Regions from separate parts of the Homo sapiens genome. Here region 2 is linked to region 1. A link is a loop called in an ENCODE intact Hi-C map of the cell type or tissue named here. Cell type or tissue: B cell. All regions are shown on one strand. Links, peaks and the distances in the headings refer to the core of each region. The heading gives the core; the rest is flanking DNA.

Region 1 (13,322 bases), core at 5,650-8,149:
AGATAAGATCGTGCTGTATGATCTGGGTGGGCCCTGAATCTAATCACAAGTATCTTTATAAGAGACAGAAGAGAAATCAGAGAAGAAGAGATGGCTGCATGAGGATGGAGGCACAGATTGGAGTTATGCAGCCACAAGCCAAGGAGCCCTTGGAAGCTGGAAGAGCAGGATTCTTCCCTGGGGCCTTTGAAAGGAATGTGACCTTGCTTTGATTTTAAACTTTTGGCCTCTGGAAATTTGAGAATCTTTTTTCTGTTTTAAGTCACCAAGTTTGCAGTAATTTGTTATGGCAGCCCTAGGAAATGAACACTTTCTGCAACACTCCGCCCACTCTGCAACATACACTCTTCTTCCAGGTTCTAGTAATCTCCCACCCCTCACTCCCTGGGCATAGTGGTGGTGATAGCTCTGCTCCTGCCAGACCTGGGTTTCTGCCATATCCCTTCTGTCTTCCCCATCCTTGTCCACACCCTTGGATATTCCTGGACTATTTAATATATCTTAAAACCACACAGCTGGGTGTGGCAGCATGCACCTGTAATTCTAGATAATCAGGAGGCTGAGACAGGAAGATTGCTTGAGCCCAGGAGTGCAAGACCAGCCGGGGAAACACAGAGAGACCTCATTGCAATTAAAAAGTAAGAATCAATAAATTAAAAGTCAATTAAAGCCACACAACAATATTTTGTGATTATATGTAAGAGTTAGGTTCTAGGCTCATGTAATTGTAATGTCAGACAAATGAATGATGAACCATATGAAAGGTGTGGGGAACAAGCAACAATTTATCATTGTGTGGGAGTGCCCTGTCACAGTACCTCTAGCATCCCTAGCCAGAAGGGTTCCACAATCATCATTACAACTAAAAATGGCCCTACAAACTTCCAATCCCCTGTCCTCAGAGAGTGGCATCATCTTATTGTGAACCATTGATTATATAATATCTCGTTTAATCCTTACAACCACATTTTGACATGGGTACCATCTCTACAGATGCAGAAACAGTCTTAAAGAGGTCAAGAAACCTGCTTAGGTCTGTCTGAGGTGGACCTGGAGTTCAGACTCAGTTCTGAGGAGACCTAAGGTCTGTGTTTCTAATTGCAAAACTGTACTTTGGGTCTTTGTCAGGGGAGAAGGTGGTGAGGGCTGGGGCAGATACAGTGCTGTGGGAGATCAAGTCTAACTCTTTGTGGAGAAGAGGGGCTCCATCAGAGATGTGCTAGTCTGGGTATGCTAGGCTATGTATAAGAACTTATAGCCTCAAAATCTTAGTGGCTTAAGAGTAAAGATTGATTACTTGCTTCAGCAAAATCCAATGCAGATCTTGATAGGGAACTCTCTCCTGGGTGAAATCAGAGATTTGGCCTTCTTCCATTAGGAGGTTTCACCATTCTCAGACCCTTTTGCTTCCAGCCTCACAGGTGGAGGAGATAGTGTGTAGAATTTTTTTTTTTTTTTAAGATGGAGTCTCGCTCTGTCACCCGGGCTAGAGTACAGTGGCACGATCTTGGCTCACTTCAACCTCCACCTCCCCAGTTCAAGCGATTCTTCTGCCTCAACCTCCGGAATAGCTGGGATTATAAGCGTCTGTCATCACGCCCAGCTAATTTTTTGTGTTTTTAGTAGAGACAGGGTTTCACCATGTTGGCCATGGCTGGTCTCGAACTCCTGACCTCAGGTGATCCACCCGCCTTGGCCTCCCAAAGTGCTGGGATTACAGGCATGAGCCACTGCACCCAGCTTAAGTGTGTAGAATATTTCATGGCCAAATGTGAAAGTGGTATGCATCTCTTCCACCTCCTTCCATTGGCAGAACTCAGTCACACAACATACCTACATGCAAGGGATCCTGGGAAACGTAGTCTATATCTGTTGAACACAGCATTGTCTCTGCAGAAGAGATGTTAAACTCATCCAGTCCCTATAGCTGGAGCATAAAGAAGGGAAGCTTAAGTTCAAGTGTTTTCTTTGCTATTTATCTATTGCTATGGTTTGAAGGTGTCCCCCAAGTTTATGTGTTGGAAACTTAATACCCAATGCAACAGTGTTGGAGATGGGGCTGAATAAGAGGTGATTAGGTTGTGGAGGCTCTGCCCTAATGAATGAATTAATGTCATTATCTCAGGAGTGGATTAGTTCTTGAGAGATTGGGTCTGTAAGAAAAGTGAGTTCAGCACACTTTTGCACTCTTGCTTTCACCCCTCTTGCCTTTCCACCTTTCATGAGGGGATGATGCAGCATGAAGGCCCTCACCAGATGCCAACACCTTGATATTGGACTTCCCAGCCTCCTGAACTGTGAGAAATAAATTTCTTTATAAACTACCCAGCCTGAGATGTTCTGTTATAGCAATACATAATGAACTGAGACATCTGTTAAATGACCATGCTCATGTCCTGCCCCCTTTAAGGACCTCAGTTTCCTCATTTGTCAGATGGTTATGGAGGCCCATCCCTCACAGCTGCATGATGACCAGATGTAAGAGGAGTAGGGTGCTAGTTGAAGGAAATCATGAAGAGAGCTGCCCCCACCTGAGGTCTGTCCTTGTCCAACAGCTCTCCTGACTCCACTGTCACCTTCTGCAGGCAGTAAAGCCCAGCAAGATCTCTTGGATCTTGAGGAGGCCAGGCTGCCTCTTCCTCCCTGTGAAGTCTCAAGCACCCATGGTATCTCTAAATACTGGCATTATTGGGGGAAAATGGTTCAGGGGAGTAAACAAAGAATCGGATTAGAAACTATCAGAGGCCTCTGGCAAGGGCCCTCAAGACCCATTGGAGGTGCTAGGGATCCAGGCATCAATCTAAGGAAATGCTAGAGCTATGGTCAAGGAGCCAGTGCTGGGGCAGGGATGAGTGATGCTCGCTCCAATGGACACCCATTTTTTTTGTCTTCCTAAAACCTCTTTTCCAGGAAACAACTCTCCCATACCCAAACCACAAGGTTGTAGTGGGAGCTGCCATGTTTCTACAATATGACCCTGACCCTTTGTCACTTGATTGGTCCAGGGTCAGGCACCTGAGCCATGCTGGAATATTGAAGAAAGAGAGAACAGAGAGCTATATTAACTCCCCTCCAGCTGATTGGCCCAACAACATATAACAGTTAGGTGCTCTTGGCAGCCATATTTTCCTTACTATATAGGAGTAACAAGCAGAAGAATCTGGTTTTATGAGAGAGAATGACAAACAGAAAGATTCCCAGTGGCATTTGAGTTTCTAGTTCTACTCCATTCCTGAGGCTAGGCTATAATCTAGTCCCTTGTCTCTATGAGATGTTCCAGTATCATTATAAATAAGTTCCCCTTCTTGATTAAACTAGTTTAGGTAGATTTTTGTTAATTACAATCCAAAGATCGCTAAGAAATAGTATGAACTTTATTATAAGATATATTTATTCATTCAGAAAATATTTGTGGAGCAACTACTGTGTTCTGGGTACAGTACAAAATGCTTGAAATTCACTGATGAATAGGATAGACATGGTATCTCCCCTCAGGGACCTTCTACTTGGAGGTAGAATAAAAGACTGGGGCAGGAACAGATCTCAAACAAGTAAATTTCAAGGGTTTTTTTGTTTTTGTTTTTTGAGACAAGGTCTCGCACTGTCACCTAGGCTGGAATACAGTGACACAAACATGGATCACTGCAAATTCGATCCCCTGGGCTCAAGCAATCCTCCCGCCTCAGCCTCTCAAGTAGCTAGGATTACAGGTGTGTACCACCACACCCAGCTAATTTTTTAATTTTTTTTGTAGAGACAGGATACCACTATGTTTCCCAAGCTGATCTTGAACTCCTGGGCTCAAGCAATCCTCCTGCCTCAGCCTCTCAAAGTGCTAGGATTACAGGCGTAAGCCACCACACCTGACCAAATTCCAGGTTTATGAGAACATGTAACAAGGTTATGAGAACATATGAGCTTTGGCCAGGTGAGGTGGCTCATGCCTGTAATCCCAGCACTTTGGGAGGCCGAGGCGGGCAGATCATGAGGTCAGGAGATCGAGACCATGCTGGCTAACATGGTGAAACCCCATTTCTACTAAAAATACAAAAAATTAGCCAGGCATCGTGGTGGGCGCCTGTAGTCCCAGCTACTTGGGAGGCTGAGGCAGGAGAATGGCATGAACCCGGGAGGCAGAGCTTGCAGTGAGCCGAGATTGCGCCACTGCACTCCAGCCCGGGCGACAGAGCAAGAGAAAAAAAAGAAAAAAGAACCTATGAGCTAAGAACTGAGGACTGAGTGGGAGTTGCGTAGAAGGAGCTGGGAATTCAGATGTAGAGTGAGGGGAGCATCCCATATAGGAAGAAGAGCATGAGTGATGATAACTCCATCATTAAGCCAGCATCTTTTGAAGAGAGAGCAATACTTCAGCTGAGTTGGGCCAGCTGAGAGTCCTGGTTTCTCACATTACCCAACTTTGGGCCCTCAGCTAATACATCAGTGAAAGACATTTTCTTTTTCCCCAGAAGCAGCCCAGCAGAGACCACTCCATCCTGTCCTGACTCTTTTCCTTGTTGAGCCATTACATAAGGAGAAATACGAAACACTTCCAGAAAGGCCTTGGCACACTGAACATGATTTGTATATCAATCTCTCCCTTTCATTCATGCTCCTGTCATTCATGCCATAGGAAGAATGCTAGTTTTCTTCCTTATAGCCACTATCCCACCTTCCTTACTCCTATATTGGGGGCAGCAATGTGCCTAGTCTTAGCTAAGACTACATTTTCCTTGCAGATAGGGATGGCTAATGAGAAGTAAGGGGAAGTGATTGGGTGGCGTTTTGAGAAAGCTGTATAAAGGAGGCTAACTTAGCTAGCAAGTACCACTTCATCTTTCCCCCCATCATTCTTCCTTTACCTCCCTGGGACATGGACTTGATGGGTGAGGCCCTAGCAGTCATTTTTTATCCGTGAGGTGATCTTAAGGAGTAAAGTCATGTGCCACAGATAGCAGAGCAGAAGACAAAATAATTCTAATCTGGAGACCTTGTAGATAGAGTCCCCATACCTGCCTGGCCTTTCCTAGGAGAAAACTAAGACCCTGTCTTATTTAGACCACTGTTGACTTGGATCTCTCTTAGTAGCAGCTGAGCAAAATTCTTCACTGATATAACCTCAAAATCCTCTTATAATCCAGTTTCTCTCCACCAAATAGCCCCAAGTCATTCATTCATTCATCAATTCACTGATTGATAACTATTCCATATTCTAGAATCAGATGAGATTATGTGGGTATAAAAGCATGTTGTAAATACCAAAGCATTAAACACATGTTACACTGTGCTATAATTTTCATTAATATTATGACTTATTGTTACTCCAGTATCATAATCAAGGAGATTTTAGTAAGTAGTATGCAATTTGCTGGGGGGAAACTCCTGTTAGTGGTGTGAATTATTGAAACCAGTGCTATTTGATGTCATAAATTAAAGAAGAAAGGGGTGATCTAGTACAAGCACGTCTCAAAGTTTAGTATGCACAGAGAAAAACTTGGGAATCTTGTTAAAATGCCGATTCAGATTCAGAGAGGGTCTGTGGTGGGCCCTGAGATTCTGCATTTCTAAAAAGGTCCTAAGTGATACTGCTTGCCCTGAACCTTTGAATAGCAGGGACCTAGGAGACCTTCCAGGTGCTGGGGAAGAAAATGATAAGAGAAGAGAAAGGTAAGCCGAAAGCAGAGAGGAGAGAATTTCTGAAAATGGGAAACAAGAAGTTATTCTGAAGCTTTACCTTCAAGCAGGTTAGTAACTTAATAAAAGTCAAGAACTGTGCATGCATAATTTCATTTAATTTTTTACAATTTTAGGTAAAAGGAAATATAAGCCTTGTTTTACAATTGAGAAAGTGGAAACTCAAAGAAGTTAAAAATATACCCATAGGAGTCAGGTACAGTGGGCTCACGCCGATAGTCCCAGCCACACAGGAGGCTGACGCAGGAGGATCACTTGAGCCCAGGAGTTCATGACACCCACCTGGGCAACGTGGTGAGATCTTGTCTCAAAAAAAAGAACCCAAAGTCAGCAGTGGCAGGGATAGGATCAGCCCCAAGCTTTTCAGTGTCCAGAGTGTGTATTTTTTCCTAAGCACCTTGAGGGAAGCTTGCTCCTTTTGCTGAATTCTTCCTCCTCATCCAGGACATATTGGTCAGAGGAGGGCAAGACCATTGTAGGGTACCAGACCTACTGCTATTTGAATCTGCTTGGCTCAACTCTTATCAATCCTGAAGGCTTTCTGTGGCTGCTATATTTTGATTTAAAACACTGGAAGCTGGGTTTTGATGGGGCCCCAGGAGTGGGGAGCAGGAGAGGTTTCTGAGGGATGCTTATAAGTTTTTTGAGACACTTTCTGTGTTGTAAGCCCAGTATCACTTGCAGAGGCTGCCATATTCCAGAGTAGCAAGAGCACATCCTGGAGATGGGGAGCTGCCAAGGTGAGAGCAACCCCTGCTTGGGCTCAGACATGGGACCCTCACTTTCTCCTTGGATACATGAGACCATTGAGGGGCTAATAAAACCTGAGATTCGTCCCAGCAATTGGCAGACTGGCAAGTGCCAGGCCCTCGTGAGGACCCTCACTTCTTCCCAAGATAGGAGATAAATGGACACTTTATGTCCCCGCAAAGGGTCAGCCACTCAGGGAGGATCCTCTGTGATTGGCTGCTGGTTCTGCTCCCCACAGCTCTGGTGTAAATCTGGGCCATTTCCTTCTCCAGTTTCCCCCATGTGATTCGCCTTTGGCTAATCTCACTACCGTGGGGAGCTGGGAAAACTTCCCTGCACAATAAATCTTTGATTGGGAAGGTGGTTTTATCATTTGAGAGGAAAGAAAGTTGAAGAAGGAGAGGACGTAAGTGACTAGTGTGTTCAGGGAGTGATGTAAGGGATGTGAAAAGGCAGGGAGGGGTTCCCAGCTGAGCACAAGGTGACAAGAAACGGATAAACCTGGGACTGCAGGGCGGGGTTGAGGAGGTGCCAAGGGGAAGAATCCCAGAGGCACATCAGGAAAGCTAGCCAGGGGCCTGAGTGCAGAAAAGGGCGAAAGAGCTTTCAGATAGAAGAGAAACCAACACACATACTGTGGTTCCCTTTCCTCCCCAGAGGACAAACTGTGGTCTGCTTTGACGTCAGCTATGCAGATGTGCTGAGGCTGTTCGGCATGTTGGTTCCAGGCCTGGGATGCAGCCGGCAGCACCAGAGGCGGGGAGGGAGGGGACACTAGGGGCAGCCTCTCGCTGAAGGATGCCCAGAGGCACCCCAGTGTGGAGCAGCCCAACGGGAAGGACTTAACAGCATCTACTCTGGCTGAGCCTAAATCATCCTCCAGCCTCCTTTATTCCAGGTTCCCACTATCCCCTTGTTTCTGAGACAGCATCAGCATTTCCAGGGCTATGAAGGCCACAGCCACCAGATGGGCTGCAACACTGAATGACATTGGATATCCCAGGCCACCCTTGCTCTGTCTGCCCTGGTCCTAAAAGTAGAGAAAAGCCAGGAAAACCCTCCATGGAGCCCACAGCCTTCACTGTCTCCTGATCACCATGTCATGCTGCTCAAAGTGGTTGACAGTACTTGCTCCCTCTACTTTCTCGATTCTCATTCTCCCAGCAGTCTCTAGTCTAGCTTCTGCCCTGCCCCTTCTACTGAAACTGCTCTTGCTAATGTCATCAACAGTCTAGGGCCAAATCCAGGGGCCACTTCTCAGGCCTTACTTTTTCTATCAGCTATTGCCTGTTGATTATACTCTTTTTTTTTTTGGAGACAAAGTCTAGCTCTGTTGCTCAGGCTGGTATGCAGTGGTGTGATCACGGCTCACTGCAGCCTTGTCCTCTTGGGCTCAAGCGATCCCGCCTCAGCCTCCTGAGTAGCTGGGACTATAGGCATGTGCCAGCATGCCTTTCTAATTTTTTTTTTTTTTCTAGTAGAGATGGGGTTTTGCCGTGTTGCCTAGTCTGGTCTTGAACTCTTGGACTCAAGCAATCCACCCGCCTCCATCTCCCAAAATGTTGGGATTACAGGCGTGAGCCATTGCACCTGGCCTCAGGTTCTTCCTAACTCAAAGCTCTGCCAACTCCTAGGGTGTAGCCCTCAACCTCCTAGTCTAAGACGGTACCATCTCATGCTCCAAACAGCACAATGGAGGGAGGAAAAAAGATGAATGTAAAGGACATGATCCTACTTTCTCTCAAAGATTCCTAGAAGCTGCTATGTGACATTTCCACTTTTTGTTTTTTTTTCTGAGTCGTAGTCTCACTCTGTTGCCAAGGCTGGAGTGCAGTGGTATGATCTCAGCTCACTGCAACCTCTGCCTTTCAGGTTCACGCCATTCTCCTGCCTCAGCCTCCGGAGTAGCTGGGATTACAAACATGTGCCACCATGCCTGGCTAATTTTTTGTATTTTTAGTAGAGACGGGGTTTCACTGTGTTAGCCAGGATGGTCTTGATCTCCTGACCTCATGATCTGCCCGCCTTGGCCTCCCAAAGTGCTGGGACATTTCCACTTTTATATTATTGACCCAAACTCAGTCACATGGTCATATCTATCTGCAGAGAGGCTGGGAAATGTAGTCCTTATTTAGCTAAAAATTGGATTACCATGAATGAGGGGGAGAAAAGATACGGAGGGATATAAAGAAGCTCATGTCAGAGCTTCCATGACACCACCAATGGTGGATTCTACGGACTGGTTCACATAACATCCCTTCCCATCTCCTTCCAGTACATTACAGCTGGGATGTCACACTTCCTACACTCCATTGCAGCTGGCAATCCAAATGAGCTTAGGAATTATCATTCTATAAACTTGCATGTAACTTGAACCTGAAACTAAGTTAACTGGAGAGAGAGGATGCAGGTAGGGCATTCATTTTGCTGATGTGGATTGTGGCAGATTGATTTTGTAGTCCCCAATCAGTACTGGTTTCTGGCCCAGTAGCTTCCTGTGGCAGGAGTGGTGGCAGGTTCTTTCATGATCAGTGATGGCAGAACCGTGATGATTCTTAGGGTTTACAATTATTTCTGGAAGCTCCATTTTAAGTCTACCCCTCCAGCCCTGCTAGTAATGTTGTAAGACAGAACTTTTCAAACTTTAATGTTCATATGAATGGCCTGAAAAATCTAGATAAAACGCAGATTTTGATTCAGTAGATCTGCCATGACATATAAGATTTTACATCTCTAACAAGCTCTAGGGTAATGCCTGATCGGGAAGATGGATTTCTTAGTAACTCAAGCCTGGGGTGTCCTCTGCTCACCTATACCTGGTCATAAATTCCTTTCTACTTTAACTATTGTATTAGTCAGTGTTCTCCAGAGAGACAGAATCAATATATATCAATATCTACTGTATCTGTGTCTGTATCTATAGAGAGAAACTGTCAATGGAAAAAAAAAAACTCTGTAATATATACTATGTTTTAAAGAGGTTTATTTTGAACCAGTATGAGTGACTGCAGCCTGGGGAAAATACAAACCCAGAGCCTCGAGTACGTGCTCCCAAGGCAGTCACAATGCAACTCTGTTTTATACATTTTGGGGAAGCAGAAGTTACAGGCAAAGTCATAAATCAATACATGGAGATTATACTTTGGTTTGGCCCAAAAGGGTGGGACATCTTGAAGTGGGGGCTTGCAGGTCATAAGTAGATTGAGAGATTCTTTAATTTGCAATTGGGTAAAGGAGTAAGGCTTTGTCTAAAATCTTGGAGTCAGCATGAAGGAATGTTTAGGTTTAATTTTAACATACATTAGTTAAGAAATCTGCTAACCATCATGGGATGCTATGCCAGAGTCGGGCTGCAAGAGCAAGACATGATACACTGGGTCAGGGTGACCTGTACGGTCTCTTATTCCTACAAACAGTCCATTCTGTCAGCCTTATGGTCTCAATTTTAATATTAATGCTGATCAGTTGTTCTGTCTACATTGCAAAAGAGAGGGGGTATAACGAGGCTTGTCTGACCTGTCCTGTCATGACTGGGAACTCCATTTTTAAGGTTTTTCTGGGGTCCCGTTGGACAAGAGGGGATCTGTTCAGTGGGCTGGGGGGTTTAGGGTTGTATTTTTAGTTTACATTGACATATGAGAGGAGCATCATTCGGGGGATTGTCTCATGTGATTACGGAGGCTGAGAAGTCCTGCCACAAGCTGTCTGCGAGCTGGAGAACCAGGGAAGCTGTTGGTGTGGCTGAGTCCAAATCCAAAGGCCTCAGAACCAGGCAAGCTGAAGGCATAATTCCCAGTCTAAGGCCAAAGGCCTGAGAACCCAGGGGCCTCTGGTGTTAAGTCCTGGAATCAAAAGGCTGGGGAGCCCAGAGTTGTTGTCCAAGGAGAGGAGAGGAAGAGTGTACCCCAGTTCCAGCAGATAGATGAACACATTCACCTTTTCTCTGTTTTTGTTCTCTCTGGATTCTCAGCAGATTGGATGCTGTCCCCCCACCTTAAGGGTGGATCTTCTCCACAGAATTCACTCAGAATCACACACTTACACATCCCAAAATAATGCTTTACCAGATTTCTAGGAATTTTTTTTTTTTTTTTTTTTTTTGAGACAGAGTCTCAGTCTGTCGCCCAGGCTGGAGTGCGGTGGCGCGATCTCGGCTCACTGCAAGCTCCGCCTCCCGGGTTCACACCATTCTCCTGCCTCAGCCTCCTGAGCAGCTGGGACTACAGGCTCCCGCCACCGTGCCTGGCTAATTTTTTTTGTATTTTTAGTAGAGACGGGGTTTCACCACATTAGCCAGGATGATCTCAGTCTCCTGACCTCGTGATCCACTCGCCTCAGCCTCCCAAAGTGCTGGGATTACAGGCGTGAGCCACGGCGCCCAGCCTCTAGGAATTTTTTAATCCAGTCAAGTTGACACCTAAAATTAACTGTCATTACTACCTAGTGATGGTTCCTGATTCTCCTAATTCTACAATGGTTTCTTCCCTTTCTCTCTTCAGGGATCTTCTTCCTATGTTTGTCCCTTAAATATTGATGTATGCCAGGACTCAAGCTTAGGATCATTGTAGAAACTCTTCCAGGATGATCTCCTTTATTCTCCTGGCTTTAATCACTATTAATCTCAAATTCATATCTATAATCTATCCTCTTTCCTAAGCCCCAAATTCCAGTATTCATAGCTGACCAGAACTGAGTTCTACAGATGAGCAGTGCGTGAAAGAAAGGTTCTGTGGTCAAATAAGCTTGGGAAATGCTGGATCAAATAAAATGAAACTGGTTTCCTTGCTGAGGTACTTCTAGAACTGTTAAATGTGCTAATATGCATTGCGGATTTCTAAGAGGCGGCATGTAGTACCTAGTGTTTCTTAATTTTGTTTGACATTTATGTTGGACACATTCTACGTGTTTTCATAGGTTCTCTTAGCCTGCCTAAGTCCTGGATCCTAGCCTTTTGCATTTCCTTAACTGTTGCCACTGCAGCCAACTCTGGAGTTCTGTGGCCAGCCAGCTGCTGCCAGGAGCCGCTGGCTCCTCCAAGCATCTTGCATCATTTCCCAGCCCTCCCTTTTATATCACTCTTGAGGCTCTGGATTTGTGCCTTCATTAAAAACATCAGCATATAACCATTGCCCCAGGCTTTGTTTTCTAGGGAAACTGAACGACCCTCAACGGTCCCCCACCTTTTTTCCTGGGATATTAATATTTCCTGGAACTAAGGTTCCTAGAACGTAGTTTAGAACTATATTTCCCTGTATGCACCTTAGATTCAGCATGCCCAACAATGAATTGCAGTAGTCCGTTCTCACACTGCTATAAACAAATACCTGAGACTGAGTAATTTATAAAGGAAAGAGGTATAATTGACTCACAGTTCCACATGGCTGAGGAGGCCTCAGGAAACTTACAATCGTGGCGGAAGGTGAAGGGGAAGCAAGGGCCTTCTTTACATGGTGGCAGGAGAGAGAAGTGCAAGCAGGGGAAATGCCAGATGCTTAGAAAACCATTAGATCTCATGAGAACTCACTATCATGAGAATAGCATGGGGGAAACTGCTCCCATTATCCAATCACCTCCCTCCCACCACATATAGGAACTATGGGGATTAAAATTCCAGACGAGATTTGGGTGGGGAAACAGCCAAACCATATCATAAATCAATCCTGGGTTCCCACCATTTTCTAATGTGGCCAATTCACAAAGTTGCATTACCTATCTGGCTCTGGAAGGCACTTGCCTAAGTGACCCTTGGTTTAGAACTTGAGGTCTCAGAGAGTGTCTTCATTGTTTTACCATCTTAGCCCCAGAACTATTCTGAGAGACAGAACAAGTATGTTCCTATTTCACTGACAAGGAAACAGTAAAAAGGGATTGGCCTGGATGACACAGTTGGAAGTAGTGGAGCCAGGGCTCTAACCCAAGTTTCCAGCCTCCCAGTCCTGGCCTTGTACACTGATCAGGCCTGTGTCTTCACGTCCCCAACACTAAAAGGACACAGTGGGCTTTCATGGCCCTCCCTTTGCCCCCATTTTCCTGGCTAGATCTTCAGAGTAGCAAATGCTAGCACTCTTGAGTTTTAGAGACTTTTAAAAACAGGCACATTTCCGAGGGAAAATCTTTGCACATGTTTTTCCCAGAAAGAAGAAAGTGTAATAATTTGTTGTCTGAACTAAGGACATTATGGTTTTGAGCTTGGCCAAACTTTCCTTCTTCAGGTGTGAAAAAAAAAAAGAGTAAATGGAACTAGATGTGTGGAGCAAACTTCGCAACCTTTGGGGGAAGGTCTACACTTAGGGGTTAAGCTTCTTTCCAGATTCCCTGCTTGGAGAAGCTGCCTTCATAGAGGGCAGTGGTTCTTAAACTTTCCTTTTGGTTACTTACTTGAGAATTGACTAATTGTTGTGAATCCTCTTCCTAGAAAAATTCACTTACAAATGTGAGGGAATAAAACAAAGTTGCTTGGTATTTCCTTTATGTTTGGTATTCTGAAATTTGATCATAGTTAATCTGGGTGTAAGTCTTTTTTGTTTTGTTTTGTTTATTCTTCTTGGTCTACAGTGGGTCATTTCAATGTGAAAGCTTTTGTGTTTTTTCACCTCCAGAAAATATTCCATTATTTATTTCTTTATTTTTCCTCCTCCATTTCCTCTGTTTCCTTATGCTGGAATTCCTGTTAAATAGTATGATAGAACTTCTGGATTCATCCTCCATACTTCCTAATTTTTCTTTTATACTTCTCACCTCTGTTCTTTCTAACTGCATTTTATGAGAATTTTTTTTTTTTTTTTTGAGACAGGCTAGAGTGTAGTGGTGCAATCTTGGCTCACTGCAACCTCCACCTCCTGGGTTCAAGTAATTCTCATGCCTCAGCCTCCCAAGTAGCT
Region 2 (2,500 bases), core at 1-2,500, 77 kb after region 1:
GAGCTCTGAGCTACCATATTGCTATGGTTAACAATAGTTAACAATGTTAACAATGGTTAACTATGGTTAACAATAGTTAACAATGTTTAACAACTAGAGCCCAGCTGGGTGTGGTGGCATGTGCTAACAGTCCCAGCTTCTCAAGAGGCTGAGGTGAGAAGATTGCTGGAGTCCAGGAGCTCAAGGCCAGCCTGGGCAACATGGCGAGACCCTGTCTCCCCTGCAAAAAAACAACAACAACAAAAGCAAAACTAGAGCCCAACTGCTGTGAACTCATGGCTGAGTAGATATTATTAGCCCTCCACAAACTCAGCATTTGTATAATCCCAGGCTGTTTCCAGTAATTCTCTGGGGATCATCTCCCAGCCTGTCCACTGTTCCAGGATCCACACTTAGGCCTATAGGAATGCCCCGTCAGAGCTTCTGCTGCCGCTGATCTGTTACTGTTTCATGCAACCCACTCGGCCTAGTTCCTTCCTCTTACTGTCTCAGTGGGCACAGAAAAGCATACAGAGGGTGTTTCAGCAAACATTGCCACTGGCTGCAGACCTGCCCCCGGATCTGTCCTGTTGAGAGCTTAGTGCTGCGTTCTTGCATGGTGGGGAGGGGTGTGGCTCTGTGATGAGCCAGGGCATGTGTATAGGAGCAACAGTGTCTCTCTTATCACGTAGAAGTTCTGACTCATTGCGAGTCTTGGCTTTGGGTTAATGGTTCCAGCCATGTTGCTGCTGTGTCTTTTGGTGCAGGAGAGGCTGGGCACAGTTGGTCCCTAAGCCATTATGGATAAGGGATGTGTCTGCTGATATACACACATGGACCTGACATCCAGGGAAGGCAGGGTGATTGGACAGAACAGTTCTTCCAGAAGCTGTTGGAACTTGGACAAGAGTGGCCCTTGGCTTTCTGTAGTTGGTCATCTGTCCCCTGTTGCAATCAGGGGAAGGCCACACTTGCCTTCCTTAACCACAGTTAGGATTTTCTTGGGGATTAGACCAGATTCTAGCACCTGTCCTGAACCTCTCGCCCCGCCCCTACAAAGGCTGCTTGCAAGTGTAGTGCACATACACAGGGAGCAGGTGGGGCATGGAAGTGGAAGTGGAGCCCCTGCCTTTGGCCCTTGGGGGAGGCACTGTCTGCTTACCCACGGTTGTTGCCTCATAGGAATCATACAACAGCTTCCTAACTGGTCTCCTTGCCTTCAGTTGGATTGGGGCACAAATCCCTCCTTGACATATAAACCATGGTTTAAGGCTCCCTGTGGCCTAAATAAAGATAAAGCTTAAGTATCTTAACAAGCACCTAACCCTTCTCCCCAGCCTCGGTGATTTGGCTCATCGCTGCCTTCATGTTTCATTCTGGCTTCACTCATTCGGAATTTCTTGTAGTTCCTTGGCTGTTCTCTTTTCCTTACCGCCTTTACAAATGCTCTCACCATGCATGCTTTTCTCTGCTCCTACAGATGCCTTCTCTCCCAGCACCGCCTCCAGAGTCTATGTCTGGTCGATTCTGTCTGCTGTCTCCAGTCCCCATCTTGTGGCAGTCTCTGCTCAATCATTTGGGGATTTTATATGTTTTCTGGCCTTTCTTTTGGGGGCCTGTCTTCTCCTTCTAAAAGCAGCCAGTTGACCTAGAAGGAAGGGATAACTGTAACTCTTGTCTACCAACATAAGATTAGGCCCACCCTTTAAAAGCTGCGTCTTTGAAAGGGACACCTGCACCCAGCATGCTGGCTTCTCTTCACCAAGCGTGACTTCCTACGCATTTCACAGGCCTCCAGAGGTCCCCCTGACTCTCTTCTGCTGTGAGAAACTCTAATCATGTAAGCCACAGGCTAATTCCCTTGAGCCTTAAATGTTTTTAGTAATTTCCCATTCATCAGAGAAGCAGGATTTGGGAGGAATTTTGAAGCAAACACTACAGAAGGCAGAGTCTCCAGGTAGGATATCTAAGAGACATTTGGAATGGTCTGACTGTTCAAGATGGATGGGAAAGCCTCTTCCTGTAATGATAGTAGCCAACATTTGTTGTCAGGCAGTGGGGCCCCATTTTTGAGATGGGGTCTCTGTCACCCAGGTTGGAGTGCGGTGGTGCTGTCATGGCTCACTGCAACCTCAGCCTCCCCGGGCTGGGTCTTCTTAATTCTGAAAAACCCAGCTTTTAAAGGGTGGACCTAATCTTATGTTGGTAGACAATGTTGTCTCATTTAATACAATGCACATGCTCTCCCCATAACACAAAAGAGGGAACTGAGGCCTGGAGGTGTGATGTACCCCAAGTCACATAGCTAATAAATAAAGAAGCCAGCATTCCTGGGATTAAAAATGCATGTGTCTGTCACTGTGGTGTATTTGGTGCTTGATCAATGTTTACTTGAGCAAATGGAGGGGCAGAGGTACCGATGAGTGTGCTCAGTGAGGAGGGCAGGAGTGAAGCTGGGCGTCTTCCCGCCTCTTGTGAGTGGTGGGGCTTGGTGAGCTTGCCAGGGCCTGTCTTTCTTATC

Evidence for each region. Hi-C counts contacts between places; a loop is a spot of excess contacts. Peaks named below come from ENCODE experiments on the same cell type or tissue, not always from the same donor. Only the 100,000 strongest peaks of a DNase experiment are listed, where the experiment ranks them.
Region 2: it touches region 1 in a loop (4-fold over the local background); 5 of 110 quality-filtered maps call a loop at or near these places.

What each region holds. Positions count from the first base shown.
Region 1 is chr9:33,196,502-33,209,823 of GRCh38, reverse strand. No RefSeq gene overlaps it. Among named protein-coding and RNA genes, the nearest start is that of B4GALT1, 36 kb to the right of the region's middle. RefSeq lists an enhancer at 7,458-7,507. In B cell, for the core only: no CTCF peak of the experiment used is centred there; a DNase peak (open chromatin) is centred at 7,113; H3K4me3 peaks cover 670 bases.
Region 2 is chr9:33,124,182-33,126,681 of GRCh38, reverse strand. All of the region lies in intron 2 of B4GALT1 (beta-1,4-galactosyltransferase 1), which reads left to right. Among named protein-coding and RNA genes, the nearest start is that of MIR12117, 17 kb to the right of the region's middle. RefSeq lists an enhancer at 1,812-1,861. In B cell, for the core only: a CTCF peak has its summit at 1,536; DNase peaks (open chromatin) are centred at 531, 1,031 and 1,731; H3K4me3 peaks cover 1,556 bases; H3K27ac peaks cover 2,500 bases.